Linked DNA regions of Mus musculus: region 1 is linked to region 2. A link is a loop called in an ENCODE intact Hi-C map of the cell type or tissue named here. Cell type or tissue: heart. All regions are shown on one strand.

Region 1 (8,000 bases), 120 kb after region 2:
TGAACGGAATCTCGTGCTAGAGGTTATGGCAGATGGATAGGTGAGCCAGGTTCAGCCTCCGGCTGTGCTCACTCCCTTAGAACGCTAGCTCTTGCAAAAATAATATTCAGTCAGTCTGATAAAATGACAACGGTGTGCCTCTGGCTGATAGCACAGACATGTACTGCTGTCCCACCCTGCTATCTAGTGTTGTCATGATCAAGGGGCCCAGTGATGATCTGAGGAACCTTTAAATGTGGTAAGGTAGACCTTAAGGCGTCTACTTCAGACGGCCTTGAAAGCCCACCTCACCAGAATCAAATCCCCATTGCAAACATCCTTTAAATTCCTGATCCATTTAATGTATTGGAATCTCAGATTCTGGGACTGGGTCTCCTTAGAGACCATCAAAAATAAATAAACAAAGGCATATTATATATACACAACCCCTAACTTTAGGTATACCCATCAAGTATAAGAAATTCCATAGTACAAACAGAAGCTTTGTTTTTTTTTTTTGTTTTTTTTTTTGTTTTTTAAAGGCATAGTTTGTGTTTTGTTTTTTGTTTTTTGTTTTTGGTTTGGGGGTTGGGAGAAAGGTAATTTAGGGTTAGAACGGACACATGCTACCCTGAAGAAAAGTAAAACCACAGACAGCGAGCCTTGCCCAGAGTTCCTGCAAATATAGAACAGTCCACACATCTGCAGCAAGGGAACTACAGTAATTAACCAAGAAAAAGGAAGCCCTGTGTCTGTTGCGCTGGTCCCATGGGGAATGGCAGGCATGAGGGAGGGTCTTTCTTCTCCTCCAATTCTAAATTCTGACAGCTTCAGTGAAGCATGGCACAGTGCCAAAGAACCCTGGGTCTCTGTTTGATCATTGTGCCCCCCCCCCCCACACCCTCTGGAACGGCCCTGACCCTCTAAGATAGCATACCAGATATCAGAGAATACGATCTGTCACTCACTCCGTTCCTAATGTGGTACCAGGTATCTGGAGGGCTCCTCCTCCTCACACCTTGCCAGGTTTCAACTCCCGACTCCTCAGCTCCATTAGCCACTGGCTTGGTAACTGTCATTCTGGTTTCTAGGATTCCTAAGGTCTCCTCTCTCAGAGCCAGACCAGCATATTCTAAACATAAGTAGATGTTCTAAGTGTTGCTATGCTAAAGCACCCAGTCCCTATTCTCCCCAAATATCTACAATCTTATCATAGCTACGGCATGGACAGTAGACCTCAGACCTTTCCTATTAAACAGCAGCACACTTGTCCTCTCACAGGATGACTTATGTGAAACCCTAATATATAAGAATCACACCTCAGCCTCATCTTTAAAGGCATAAGTCAGTATAATAAACCATTTACGAAGTCAACCAGTAGAAGCATACAATAAATACATGGGATAAAATTTGGGATAGAATGGGTGAAAGCTTTATTAAACCCACTTAAAGATTACTTTTAAAGCTAAAAAAAAAAATACTGAACAAAAGCTAGGCACACAACTTTAATCCCATCACTTGGATCTTGGTGAGTCTGAGGGCCAGCCTGGTTTATATAGTGAGTTCCAAGATAGCCAGAGAGAGCTACATAGTAAGACCCTGGCTTGAAAGAACCTAAATAAATAAATAAGTAAATAAATAAATAAACAAACAAACCCAAAGATGTTCAACTTCTACAGCACCCCAAAGGCTCAAACCTGAAGACCACTTTTCTAGCTCCCATCTGCATTGCTCTTTTACTGAGACTCTTAAAACTGTTCCTAACAGAGTGCTATGGGAAAGACACAGCCCTTTTAAAAATCCACTTTCACTTATCCCCAGTGTGAATGTGTGTGTCTGTGCATTTGAGAATGGTGCCCTTGGAGGCCAAAGGTGTCAGATCGAGTTCCAGGCAGGGCAGTTGTGAGCTGTCAACATGGGTGTTCAGAACCGAAGTCTGGTCCTTTTGGAAAGCAATACCTGTCCTTTACCTCTGAGTCATCACTCCAGTCCTGCAACCTGCTTTTGTTTTTTGTTTTTTTTTAATGGGGGGGTAGTATTTTTCAAAAATGAGGAGGAATATTCATCACCTAGGTCCACAGACCTTTGATCCTGAAAGCCTTGAAAAGGACCTGCAATACCACGTACAAAAAGATACATGATCTGAGCTTGAGGGAACGCTGGGCTACTCAAGTTCTGGCTCACATGCTAGGCAACCAGAGCAAAACTAATGAAGATAAAAGTGCCTAACTTGTAGGACTGTGGTAAAGATTTTGTGTGATAACATTGGAAGACCAGCCAGAGATGGCTGATAACAAGAGCTATCACGTTACAATCATAGCAACCCCAGTGAGGGCTTGCTAAAAGTAAGCTAGCTGCCACCACCACCATGATAAGCCTGATTGGCCCTCTCAGGAGAGCTAAGTTTCAGTGGGCTGCACCTCTCCCAGACATCCACTTCCACCAGACAGACAAGTATTAGGAATGTCTGCACTCCATTCCTGGAGACAATTAAGACAGACATATTATGTGTCCTTAAGAAAGCATGACTTAGATGCACACAAAATCCACCAAGACGATTTCTTAACCGCTGAGCCATCTCTCCAGCCCTCCAAGACGATTTCTAAGCATGCAGGGAACAAAACCACATTGACGGCAAAGACCAAGGTCATCTGTGCTTTCTTAGATCCTCCCTGTTACTCTCCAACCACCACAGAAAGAAAGCTTAAGTTGACAACAAAAGCAGAAAGCAAAATGCACAGAGATATGCCTAAGAAAACTGCAAATTCTGTCAATCTTCTCTCCAACTGTTAAGAAACTGTGGTGAATTCTCTTTTTGAGACTCCTAAAAACATACCGTGGATCTGAAACCCCTCCTGGCAGAACTGGTGGGTGCTGTTCGACATCACTGCACAAATTCAGACTCTAATCTAGACTGAGGCTGGGGCTTAGCAAGGAGCTGAACTTGATTACAGAGCATCGGGGACAGACCTAGCCTTCTCTTCTGTGGAGAAGAGAATTTATACACAATGAAAAATTTGTTCCTTGACCCAGTGGAAAGAAATATATTCAAGTTACACCACAGCTGTGGAGAAAAATTTCCAGCGTCAGGCTTCACTTGACTGCTGAGAACAAGTGACCAGGTCATTGGCATCAAGACGCAAAAGTTCTAAATGGAAATGAACAGCTCACCAGCCCTCTTCCCTCCCCCTTCGCCCCCTAAGTCACGTGGTGATCTGTGTAGGTGGCTAAGGAAAATCAAACCAGAGCTTGGGTTTCAGATTCAAATCCTGACCTGGATGTCAAACATCATCCCTTCTCAGGAGGACAGCTCAGGCTCAGAATCTTCACCTAGTAACAAAGGAAAATGTTTCTAGATTTCAAAACAGCAATGTGACTTTTACTCCCAGAGTTGGGGACAGCACAATTGGTGATGTCTGAGCCTGTATCTAGGGACTAAGGGCACAAGAACAAACAGAATTTAAAGTTCACATTGAAAAACAGTGAATAAGCCAAGATTTGAAAACAATTATATAATAATAAATAAAAGGTCACCAAATTCACTGTTCTTGCAGGTCACTTGAGTTACTGAAAACTAACTCTCTCTCTCCCCCTCCCCCTCCCCCTCCCCCTCCCCTCCCCCTTCCCCTCTCCAGAGGCAATGTGGAAAAGGTTACTAGGATGACCTTCTGTGGGTAACCTGGAGGGTGGGCGTGCCTGAAACCCTGTACTTGAACTCAGCAGCCCAGCGGGAGACTGTTTCAAAAGTGCCTGGAGTGGCGAAAGAGCCTGGGAGCTAGGCAGAAAGTGAACGAAGTTATTTCAAGCATTCCAAAAACAGCAGCTTATGAAACCATTTTGGTTTCACAAATGTTTCATTCTTGTGCTCACTCGTGTCCTCATGTTCCCCAACACCCATTCTGGAAAAGGAAAGGGAGGGTGCTGTTGGTCTAGTGTTTGCCTAGCGTGCAAGAAGCCCTAGGTCTGACCCCCAGCATTGCCTATAAACTGATGTGCCTAAATGTGGTGGCATTGCACTGTCACCCCAGCACCCTGAAGCCCGAGGAAAGAGGATCAGAGAGGTTCGAGGTCACCCGCAGCTACATAGATCACCTTGGGAGAGTCTCAAAATAAAATAAAATAAAAAAAAAAAAATGAAGAGCGAAGAGTGGGTAGAAAGGCGGGAAAAGGTTGGAAGGCCTGGCTGGACTCCCAGGAGTTCTGGCTGACTGCACAAACCCTCAGGCCTCATGGTACACACCTGCCGTGACAGGTAGACCCACAGCTCTTTAAGAGCCACCCACCCACCCTCGTACCTCTCTCCCCAAGAACGCCTTAATGACCCCCGCACATCTGGGCTAACGACTCAGAAAGTCAACTCTTCAGGCATCTCAGAGCCGTGCAGATCCCCGGGTCTGACTTTCCCCAGATGTCGTGCCTCAGTTTAAAGATAACCCAGGTGAATCTAGAGCTTTAGGAAGCCTGAGTCTGAGGATTACTGACTTCAACAGGGCTTCACTTACTCTCCGAGTCGCTGAAGCCGCTGCTGTCGCTGACGCTGGCGCTGCTGCGCCGCTTCATGCGCTCTAGGTGCTCCTCATAGTGGAAGTGGCGCTCGTGGAAGGGCGACGCGAAGTCGGCCAGCACCGCGTCGAACTCGCACAGCACGTCGGTCAGGTCTGCAGCGGCCGCGGAGTCCATGGCCGGGGCTAGGGGAGGGAGGGCACAGAGGGCATCTGGAGGGGCGGCCAGCGTTCCCTAGAACTCCACTCTGCCTTTGCCAGTGACAGCCACGCAGTCAGTTACTCCGTAACCTCCCAACCACCCTCTAAAGCGCCTGTCACCAGACACGGAGGAGAAGAAGCCTCCGTGGGTTGAGCTGAAAGTCTGGAAGTCACCTAGCCCACCCCACGCGCTTTCCTACTGTTGCCCACGCTCGCTCCCTGGAGCGCGTGGCGGCGGGAAGTCTGAGTCAGCAGGCACCCGTTACGTGTCAGACTCCGGTTCCTTGTCCCGCGTGGAAAACCAAACTAAACCTGCATCGGACGAGCGATCCGGAGACGGGATGCCAGGGTGATGGAGGACAGAAGGGTGGGCAGTGGAAGAAGACCTTAGCGACCTCTGTTCTCTCGCCCCTACTTGCAGGCTCCAGCTCTCAGGGGCCCCGGAGCTGAGAGTGTAGCTTAGCGTGGACGCAGTCCCTGGCTTCGATCCCGGGGCGCAGAGGTGGAGAAGACACCTCCAAATAGGCACTCACCTGCGGCCGCGACCGCCGCGGGACTGCTCTGCGCTGAGGGCGGCTTCATGGAGAAGTTGCTCAGTGACACGCGTAGCAGAGATGCTGCGAGGTGTTGGCCCTGGTGGCTGCCGCCTGCACTGCAGTCTGCTCCGGTGCCTCTGCCTTGCTCCTTGCCGAGCCTGAGCGCTAGCTACTCGCCTGAGCCGCGCCACCCGCCGGCTACTCCGTCTTATAGCCACCGGCAGGGGCGGGGCGGGGCGGGGCTGCTGAGTAAGTCCCAGACGACCTAGGGGACGCCCCTGTCCCTCCACCCCCTACTCCCGGCACCGCCCTAGCCACGCGCTGGCCTCTGAAGAACCGCAGTGACGGGTGTCGCCGGAGTCCAGGATACCGCCCCAAATATTTACCCGCCGCTTTCTCTACCACCCTGACAACCCGACCCAAGGAAGTGTCTTTGCGGGCATCAGAGTTCTCCAAGAGTTTACCCTGTTTCCCGCCTTCTGGCTGAGCCTCCTTGAGCCTCATCTATGAAATGGAACTGCACATGCAGAAAGCCTCCTTGTTTGCTGCAAAAATAAAGGAGCCAAGGGCCTCAGTAGCCTCTGCAAAGAACCAGTCCTCCATCTGACTTTTCTCAAGGAATTTATAAGGTTGTGCGTGGACAGAGTGGACAGCTGAGGGCAGTGGGTTGAGGTGAATGCAGTCTTCAATTGAGATGATCTTTGAGCGCAGAGTACCACATGGACAGATGCATTCTGGTATAGGGTCCGTATGATTGAGCGTCCATCCTTAGCACAGCCCAGTAGAATTCCTGCCTCAGGTGACCAACAGCCCTTTGCCCCAGGTAGTTATTAAACGTAAAATAAGAGGCCTGCTGGTGGCCTGCGCCTATAGTCCCAGCCCTAAGGAGGATGGTAGAAGGGGGTCTAGGCAAGAGAGTGGAGATTTGAGGACTACTGCATGAAAAGAAAAGAAAAAAAACCCTACATAGTACAATCCTGTCTGTAAAGAGTTTACTGTGCACGCATGAAGATCCAAGTTCAAGCCCCAAAATCCACATTAAAAAATCCAAACTAGATGGACACCACTTATAATCCCAGCCCTGAGAGGCAAAGGCTGGCAAATCCCTGGGACTCCCCAGCCAATCCCAAAGTGAGAACTCCAAGTCAATGAAAAGCTGTATCTTAAAAATGGAGGTGGGCAGTGCCCAGGGAATCGATCACATTTGCGGTTGACCTCTGATCTTGTCCGGCACAACATACGCCTTGTGTGCATATATGCACATGCTACACACACACATACCACACACACACCACACACACACATACACACACACACACACACACACACACACACACACACACACACCACTAAATTAATGTAAAGTAAGGGGCTAGCTGGGGCCTGGGAATATGATTTAGCAATAAAGTGCTTGCCTAGCATGGGTGAGCCCTGAGTCTGAAGGCTCATCCTCAGACCTGCAAAAGAAAATAAATAAATAAATGTAAAACAATCAAAATTGAATAAAGTGAAAGTTTTCAGTCCAGACACCAGACACTTTCTTAACTACACCAGACACTTCCTTAGCTATACTAGACACTTTCAAGTGATCAACGGCCATCATCACAGAATCTTTGGATGGTGTTATGTGAGGACATCTTTCCCCAGTGACTCCAGCCTTCCTAGGTGTCAGAATGTGGCATGCACCAGGTCACTCCTGACAGCCACCCCTGAATAATATAATCATTGCCAGTGGTCGGCAGGTGTGAAAACTGGAATAGAGCAGCTAAGGGGCTTGCCTACCCCTTAGTGGTTTAATAGAAGGCAGGCCTGTCTCTTTTCAGCACCACTTTGAAGTTAGCCACACCCTGCCTCCCTAGGGTGAAGAAGAACTAAGCAGTCAAGGGTGGCACTGAGCCCCAGAGCAGATAAGCCAACAGCAGCAACCAATCTGGGAGGAGCAGCCAAAAAAAAAAAAAAAAAAAAAAAAGATGCCAATTACCTGTTCAGTTAGTGCGTGGAACACAATTCATTTGTCCACAGTTCACCTGGTGTGAAATTGGGTTGCCCCCAGCCCATCCTTACACACATCTCAGTGCAAAGGCCTCACTCAGTGCTGCACATGTGTTGATTTCTTCCCTAGAACCAGGTAAAGGTTTAAACCCTTGTTCTCCAGAGCCTTCTGGCTGGGCTCCATATCCTAGGGCCTTTTATGCCCCCCCCCCCCACCTGACAGTGGTGACAGAGATAGTCAATGACCTCAGTGTTCAGGTGCAACCCGTCCCTCAGGAGGCACGGGGAGCTGTATCCTTCATCTCCTCACTGAGACTTACCTAACTTCCAGGTTTCAAAAGCTCATTCAGTCATTCAGTCTCTGGCTGCAATGGCCTCAAGAAAAAGACTTGATGTCTCCTTTAATTTCCAACAGGAAAGTCAGGACTTCTAGTGCTGTAAAGACCCGATCTTTATTTTAACCGGTCTCTCCCGTAGATATGCTTTGCTATCATATAATAAAATATCACAGGCTAGGTAATTTGTGAATCACGGAGATTTCTTCCCCACTGTTCCGAAGGCCAGGCGGCCCAAGATCAAGACTCCCACCCAGTGCTGTCTGGTGAGGGCTTGCTGATTGCTCACAGGGCGAAAGGAAGGAAAGAGCAAACGGCGCCCCCTTCAAGCCCTTTGGTAACCCTTACTTCCATCTGGGAGAGCTCTATTCTGGTGACAGCCAGTTCACAAAGGCCCCGCTGTTTGACAGGATCAAACTTGCAATGAGATTGTAATGTTCAGGCCACCCCAAGGT
Region 2 (8,000 bases):
AGCATCATGAGAGTACCTTATACAGTGTCCGAGTCTCATGTCCTGGGGCCATCAGAATACATAGAGGAAATGTAAAATCTGGAACAAAGCACCCAGAAGTGGTGTAGCTGGGTCTTTGGACAGTTATTTTTATTGCATTTGTGTGTGTGTGTGTGTGTGTGTGTGTGTGCGTGTGTGCGTGTGTACGGGGAGATACATGCATATAATGCATGTGTGGAGGTCAGAGGACAACTTTCTGGAGTCAGTTCTCCCTTCTGCCAAGTGGGTCCCAGGGATTGAACTCGAGTTTTCAGGCTGACCGCAAGCTCCTTTACTGGATTAGCCATCTTGCCAGCCCCAAAGTCCTAGTCTTCTCTTGACATAGTTTAAGGAAACAGTCTTTGTGCTAGAGAATGCTTTGGGATGATGATCATTACAGGAAAATAAGGGCCGCTTAAGAAAATTAAGACTAAACTCTCCAGTCTTGGGTGATAACCAAAGATAACAATTAGGATATTCTAAGAGAAAAATAACTTCCCCATCAAGGGCAGTAACAGTAACCCATGTCCAAGCAGAAAGAAACACTTTTATCGTGTTTTAAAAGAATTGTCATAATTATTATCATGAAAGAAAAACTCTTCACTTTGCTGCATCTGTGCACCAAGGCTCCCCGGAATCGCATGACTCTACAGCACTCGATATCTGAGCCGCTTTCTCCCTGTCCAAGGTCCATGGCACCTGCAACTAGGAATCAACTTCTTGTCCTCTGTTACAAGTTCTGGGTCAGAAATTGTTAACAACCACTTTGTGGTCTTGAGGGCTGCCTCACAGTAAAGGTTTTTAAAGTCTTTTTATAAAACTTTCTTAAATTAGGCACACCTATATGGCAGTCTTCACTATGCTAATTTTTCAAAATTATATAAGTACAGTCATTGTAGAGGTCAGAAGTAGGCATCAGATCCCCCTATACTGGAATTATGGGTTGCTGTGAGCATTTGATGAGTGTGCTGGAAACCAAATGTGAATCCTCTACAAAGCACTAGGTGCTCTAACCATTGAACCACCTCTCCAGCCCCGTACGGTCACGCATAAAGAAACAAACCACAGCGTTCTACTCACTTTATTACAGCAAGAGCGCTACAGATGTAATGGTTCATTTCTTCTGATGCTGAATAATATTCCATTGCTAGAACATACCACAGTTTACCCAGTTATATCTCGGTTGCTTCCAAGGTTTTGCAGTTATGCATAAAACACCATGTATAATTTGTGTGTGTTTGTGTGTGTAGATGCAAGTTTCTTACGTGTTGTGTAAATACCACGGCTTGCAGTTGCTGGATTATGAGAGTGAGTTTTGTTTTACAAGAAACTGCCAAACTGTCTTCACAAGTGGCTATAGCAGCTCCACCGGCAGTGAGCGTTCATTCACTCAGCCCTTCTTCGCCCACACTTGGTGTTGTCAGCGGCTTGGATCAGGGCCATTCCTAGGCATAGGATGATATCTCATAGCTGTTTTAATCTAATGGTGGAGAATGTCAGACGTGCTCTCACATGTACAGTTGAGCAGGCCCCACAGCAAAGAAGGCACACTGGTACTAAGGTGTTGGCCTTTAAAAAGACTTACTCTTTGAGACTCATGTATATGATGTATTTTGATCATACACCCCAACACACACACACACACACACACACACACACACTTCCTCTCAGCAGGTTCCCTCCAGCTTTGTGTCTTGTCTTAGAGACCCCCTGAGTTTACGGGTATGGGGGGGGGCGGCTTATGTGAAGATGGCTATAGGGTTATTGCTGGACTCTGGGCAACTTGCCAGTGGCTATAGCAACCATTAACTGCCAGTAACTCCTCAGGATAGAGGTGGGACCTCACGAGCCCTGCTCCCACCCACGATGGGGTGTTGAAAGCTCGTCTTGGGTGTGTTTTCTGCAGGTAGTGGTAGCTGCTGTTAGTCTGTGCATGCAACGGCCGTGTCATTTCATAACACCCATCACACCCTTCACCCTTCTTTCAGCTCTCCCTCCTGTGCTTTGTTTCCTGAGCCTTAAACATGGAGATGTCGATGCCCCCCAGAGAGTGCGCATTCAGTGGTGCCTCAGCATTCACTGCCACCACAATAAGAAGCTCTCTGAGCAAGGCTGAGGGCAGCACTGATCTATGACTGTAAACATAAATAGTAAGAATGTAATTTGACAATATGCCCATTTAGTGTAACAGGTTTTCCCATAGGTTTTTGCCCATTTTTAACTTTTTAGAACATGGGTTTTAAGAGAATTTTATATATTTGGAGTATCATTCCTTTATCAAAATTATAAATGAATATTATATATTAATGTAAATATGAAATAAAGAAACCTGTAATGGGGGAGAAAAAAAAAGAAACCTGTAGCTCACCAACATGGATATTTTAATTCTGGTGGGCAGTTGGCCCACGTGTATATTCTTGGCAAGAATTCCATGAGTGCACAGAAATAGTGTATCCTGGCACAAAGCTCAGATCATGGAAAGTCATGGTAAGATATGTAGCTACCAGTGACAGGAAGGAGGGCAAATATAAACCTTGAGCCTTCGTTCCCACAATCTTCTCAGGCCACCACCCCTGAAGCAGGGATGGGGACTTGGCTCCTGTCATTCTGGTGACTGGTTGGTGATACCGCAGGCTTCCTTGGAGGCCTGGCATTGCTGGGCATCACTGCCGAGGACTGACTCCCGCATGGTTAGCCACTAGGGAAATAAAGAAAAAGTGAATGAATGTGACATAGTTGCAGTAGCTAGCTGTCATCAAAATGGTACGAAAGTTGAATTCTTAAGCTGGGCTCAGGAGGAATATGGGATTTGTACTGGTATAAAATTGTATGTCATGTTAGGTAACAGATGCACCATTGTTAAACCTTTATTCACTAATTTTCATAAATCAAAGGTGATGACCCTGAGGCTTCCCCACCCACTCTGTTAGCTGCTGCATGGCCATGTTAGCCCGGCATGATTTCAGTCCCATGCCACATCAAGTTCTTTTAGTGAATTTTTAATGCCTACCACAGCTATAGAAAACTAAATTTAAACCCCTCCTGTCACCATAAAGGAAATAGAAAATATTCTAATTCCATTCTTCCCCATATTTTTATATTTCTGAGACAGAGTGTGTCCTAAAGTCTGGTTTGTATTCCCAAGGCTCCTTTAGCATAGATCGCAATGTAGCTGCGGTCATGGGCTCTCTTAAGTATGCACCTTCCTTGGGATGTTAGAGTTCGTCTTAGTCAGTTAGGGTTTCTGTTACTACGATGAGACACCGTAGCAACATGCGGAGGAAAGTGTTTGTTTAGCTTATCCCTCTACATCATTATTAAGACAGGAGCTCAAACAGGGCAGCAACTACTGCCGAGGCAGTGGCGGGGTGCTGCCTGCTGGCTTGCTCAGCCTGCCTTCTTATCAGCCCAGGGATGGTACCACCCACAATGAGCTGGGCCCTCCCGCATCAGTCACCAAGAAGATGCCCTGCAGACTGTCCACAGCCTCATCTTACAGAGGCCTTTGTTTAGGTCTCTTCCTCTCAGGTGGCTTTAGCTTGTGTCAGGCTGACATAAAACTATCCAGCACAGAGGTTTTTTTTATCCTTTACCTGTCTGCTTGGGCTGTCTGGCACAGTTGTGTTACTGTGGCAAAGCATGCTGTGGAAGTACCTTCCAAAAAGTTCAGATGCTTTCCAGACCTAGAAAAGCGGAGAGCCATGTGTCACACAGGCGGCTCCCATCCTCCCCAGCTGTTCCAGTTTGCACACACAGTCTCGGGAACCTGACTAAATTCCCATGCAGAAGGGAGACGGCTGAAGCTCAGCGCACAGACTCTGTCACCGTTAACAAGTTCAAGCTGATTGTTTTGTTACCTAATAAATTTTCTGGGATCCCTGTAACAGAAAATCCATAAGAAATACGTCATCATTACATTTCCAGACATTGAACTTTCCCTTGGGGTTCATCTGCATACCGTCTTCCTGTTCGTATGTCCTCTGTGCAAGTTCTTTGTATTGTTCCATGTGTTAAAACAATTACAGCTGAGAAACCACACTCCAAAGGCCTTTCTCATAAGCAGAGCAGAGGCCATGTGACCACATTCTGGCAGAGACCTCTCTGACTGATAGGATCCCGGTGTATTTCCTGTTATTCATGAAAGAAAGTGTGTCAAAGAACTGTAGCACTAAGCACGTAAAGATTCATGTGTCTTTGTCGGTGACATTGCAGGCTAAAGGCAAAGAAAGACAGTGGCTAAGACACCAAGCTACCGGAGAACTGGACGACGCCAAGATCATTGACGGGCTGGCGGGAGAAAAGTCCATCTACAAACGTCGGGGTGACCTGGAACCCCAGGTAAATAATGGGGAACCCCGAGCCTCAGATCCACATAGTTCAGCCTTCTGTACAGAGTTCATGAGTTGTGTCAAAACACCATTAACCCAAAATATGCAACTACAGAAAGCATTATGGGAAACATAACTTTTTTTTAAAAAGGCTCACGATATGGAACACGTACACAAAATAGAATAATATTAAGAACAAGCAATGCAAGAGCCAGGCATGGTGATGCACTCTTCTAATCCTGACCCTCAAGCGTCAGAGGCTGAAAGCACACTGATCTACAAAGTGAGCCCAGGACAGCCAGGGCTACGTACAGACACCCTTTCCCAAAACAGCATCAAAACCAGCAAAGGCAGGGTGAGCTTTAACCAAATTTAGAGGAGTTAACACCAGAGTTCAGACTGTGACCTAAGGTTCAACCAGGCGAAGCAAGGGAATAAATAGTAAAACCGGAAGATGCTAGTTTATATCAGAACAGAAGAGGGTAGTTCACGGTGCTATGGTCCTCAGTGGAGGGGAAGCCAGCCTTCCTACCCTAGTCCAGCCACCTCAGAGAAGAAACCAAGAACAAGCACTGCCCACCAGCCCTGCACCAGCCAGTAGCCAGAAAGCCAGAAGCCAAAAGCTACCTATGCGGCCACCTCCAGGTCCATCCACTCCCCAGATGCAGAGTGGGTGCTCTGAGGATGTGGGGATGGGAGATGCCCTGCTGCTTGTGGATCCCAGAGGAGTCTTCAGGAGAGAGAAACAGAGCAATCATACGGTCTCCTGCTCTCCTGAACTGTAACAATCTGTGTCTATCACATGCCTTCAGTTTGTAGGAAACAAGGAATTCTCTCTTAAGTTATACTAATTGTAGTAAATAAGTATTCACCAGACTGTGGCAACATGGTCAACTATTGAATCCTAGTGAACTTTGGGGTTTTCTATCGCCCTGAATAATCAAAACTGGTGAGTAGCCACCGGGAGCCGGGGCGCAACGAGCGAGGACAGGAGTGTCACTCTCTGTAATGTTTACTCAGAGTGGATCTGGTAGTAATTTGGGAGGTCTTATTTCTATGTCATTGCCATGAGTCAACAGCTGCTTTCTCTGACTCACTGTGGTCAGCAAGTTGTGGACACATCTGTGAGTTAGTCATGCACACGTGTGTGCCACGCTGCTTCTAATCAGGGACACTCAACATAGTTTAAAGGGATGTATAAGATTTGCTTCCTACTGTTATTCTCTAAACATTCATGATATCTTAAGTTATTTATTTATCCTGCATATATGCATATATGTGATGTACACACACACACACAGGGGAGGAGCCATGCATGCCACAGCAGGTATATGGAAGTCTGAGGACAGCATGCAGGACTCAGTTCTCTCCTTCTCCCATGTAGTCAGGCTCCATGGCAAGTTCCTTAGCCACCAAGCCATCTCATGAGCCATCTCACCACCCTCTACAGGATTTTCTTGAAATTATTAGTTCTGCCTATCATATTTCATGCATGCCAGCAAGTATATAATAGTAGAATAATCTGGACTTTTTCTTATTTATTATTACTGACAATCTAAAAAAAAAGTGCATTGGCGGGTCTGGGCCCCAAGCTGATCTCTAAGATTTCACATTTTAATCAGTAATTTTTGCCAGATAGCGGTTCAATGCCACTCTAACTGCCAAGAAAAGAAAAAGAAAAAAGTTCAGCAAGCAGAAGAAAACCCAAAAGCTCTAAAGAGGCGTTCGGAAAACGCTTACGCTCTTGGCCAGGCCACCTCTCACGTAACTGTGCTGTAACAGTCTGGTATTTCTTCAGCCTAGGTGAAAAATGACCTTCAAGTGACTGCGTAGGGATGCTGACGCACAGAGTAAAGGACGTGGGGCTTCTATCCTCCCAGGCTGACATTTCTAAAATGCATTATCTTTAAGTTGTCAACCTCCGGACGGTAGCTTTACCATATCCCAGAGGCAGTTCTTTTCCTTGTGCAGCCAGTCTGACATCTGCTTACTAGGGTACCGCCATTACCTCCACCCTCTGGGACAGCCCTGTACAGACCTGCCCACCTTGGGCTGCCACCTCAGAGCCTGGGCAAGAAGCCAGCTGACCATGGTTTTCTGCCATCCCCTCCCTCAGCTGGGTAGTCCACAACAGAAGCCCAAGCGCCTGCGCCTGGTGGTGGACGTCTCCGGCAGCATGTACCGCTTCAACGGGGTGGATCGCCGGCTAGAGCGCTCGATGGAGGCAGTGTGCATGGTCATGGAAGCCTTCGAGAACTACGAGGAGAAATTCAAGGTAATGGTTCCAGTGGTAGAGCGTCATTGGTCACTTAGGGTCAGTACCGGTAAGGTGGATGCAGACTCCACCCAGAGCTCCAGGCACCATTCTCTCAGCAGCAGGGAACATGGCTGCTGCTTCACCTGTTCTAACTAACAGTAACATAACTGAAGGGCCCAGTAACCTCTAGTTCCCACAGAGCAAAGCACTGCAACATGTAAGTTGTGTGATGCTAAACTGCAGGGTTTCCTGGAAACTCCGAAGCCTGTTCTCATTTTCCTGGGCATCCTCACCGAGTGCCTCTGAACGCTGACATCCCATCAGCAGCCAAGGTCTGCGCACAGCATCCTGTGAACAGTGAGCCAACAATAACATACATCCGCAGCTGGCATGGCAATTCACCCGAGAGGAAGCTGCCCTCTGCTCAAACCATTTCCAGCTTGTTGTTGTGCAGTTTGCTATCAAATCCCCCATTTCAGAGGTCTGAGGATAGGGAGGCAATTCCCACTCTACAATGTCGCCAGCCAGTAGGAGCCACCTCATCTTCTTGTGATTGTCCATAGAAAACACAGGCATCACAGCAGAAAACCTGACTACCAACACATGCCAGAGAGAGCCATGGTATGTACAGATATTGTGAAGGGCACACAACCTAAGCATGCAAACTCTTTAATGGATAAAACAATCCTTGAGCAACGGAGTCTCAAATCCATTGCCATTTAAGCAGGCACCCCACCTGTACCTGAAGACTGTGCCCCATGCCATGGCTCTGTATTACGCAAAAACAAGAGACCAGTTGGCTTCCCATTTCCCTTGGGCTCCTTGTGAAGGGTGCAGTCCACTGGCTCTCCCAGGGTTCCTGTGTAGTCTCTGGGACAATGGCCTTTCAGGGCTCAGTGGGGAGCAGCGAGCAGCGTCCAGCATGACTACCGCGGGGCTGCAAGGCTCTGCACACACAGTACAGGGATAAATGCATCTAACACACGGCTGAGCACGAGAAAGCTCTGCTTCCCTTCATGACAGCAATGCTATCCCTCGTGGTCACCGAAACCCGGGGAACTATGTAAGAGTCCCTCTTGGCTCTATTGTAGTTGCCAGCATTCCCAGAACCCCAATCAAAGACTCACTCTGTCAGGGTGAGGACAGGACACGGGAAGTCTGGGATGCTTCCGAGCTAGCATTGCACAGCTTGTAAGACGCACTACTTCCTCCTGTGGGAGCCAGAGGTGGTCAGCCTTTTAAAGCGCACTCTCCATGCTGTCCACTCTGAAACTTTCCATCTCTTGACCCTCCGGGACCTCACATGTGATTGCATCTGGGTTTGTTTTTTTTTTTTTTAATAGAAAATGTTTATTTAAACCATTTTGACCAATGGGTGGCTAGACAGCCATGGGTCA

What was found. Peaks named below come from ENCODE experiments on the same cell type or tissue, not always from the same donor. Only the 100,000 strongest peaks of a DNase experiment are listed, where the experiment ranks them.
Region 1: a loop joins it to region 2, with 2.2 times the contacts of the local background. A loop is called at or near these places in 5 of 42 quality-filtered maps.

Annotation. Positions count from the first base shown.
Region 1 is chr14:79,296,234-79,304,233 of GRCm38, forward strand. Rgcc (regulator of cell cycle) reads right to left here and starts at 5,402. Exons shown (of 5, transcript NM_025427.2): 1 at 5,216-5,402; 2 at 4,482-4,667. The coding sequence starts at 5,264. In heart, CTCF peaks have their summits at 5,327 and 5,532; DNase peaks (open chromatin) are centred at 3,200 and 5,428; H3K4me3 peaks cover 2,155 bases; H3K27ac peaks cover 1,848 bases; H3K27me3 peaks cover 2,826 bases.
Region 2 is chr14:79,176,511-79,184,510 of GRCm38, forward strand. Vwa8 (von Willebrand factor A domain containing 8) reads left to right here. Exons shown (of 45, transcript NM_027906.1): 41 at 4,231-4,356; 42 at 6,463-6,621. Gm4632 (predicted gene 4632) reads right to left here. Exons shown (of 3, transcript NR_152203.1): 2 at 3,612-3,701; 3 at 2,383-2,716. Among named protein-coding and RNA genes, the nearest start is that of Gm4632, 19 kb to the right of the region's middle. In heart, no CTCF peak of the experiment used is centred here; DNase peaks (open chromatin) are centred at 3,781, 4,021, 6,971 and 7,731; H3K27me3 peaks cover 446 bases.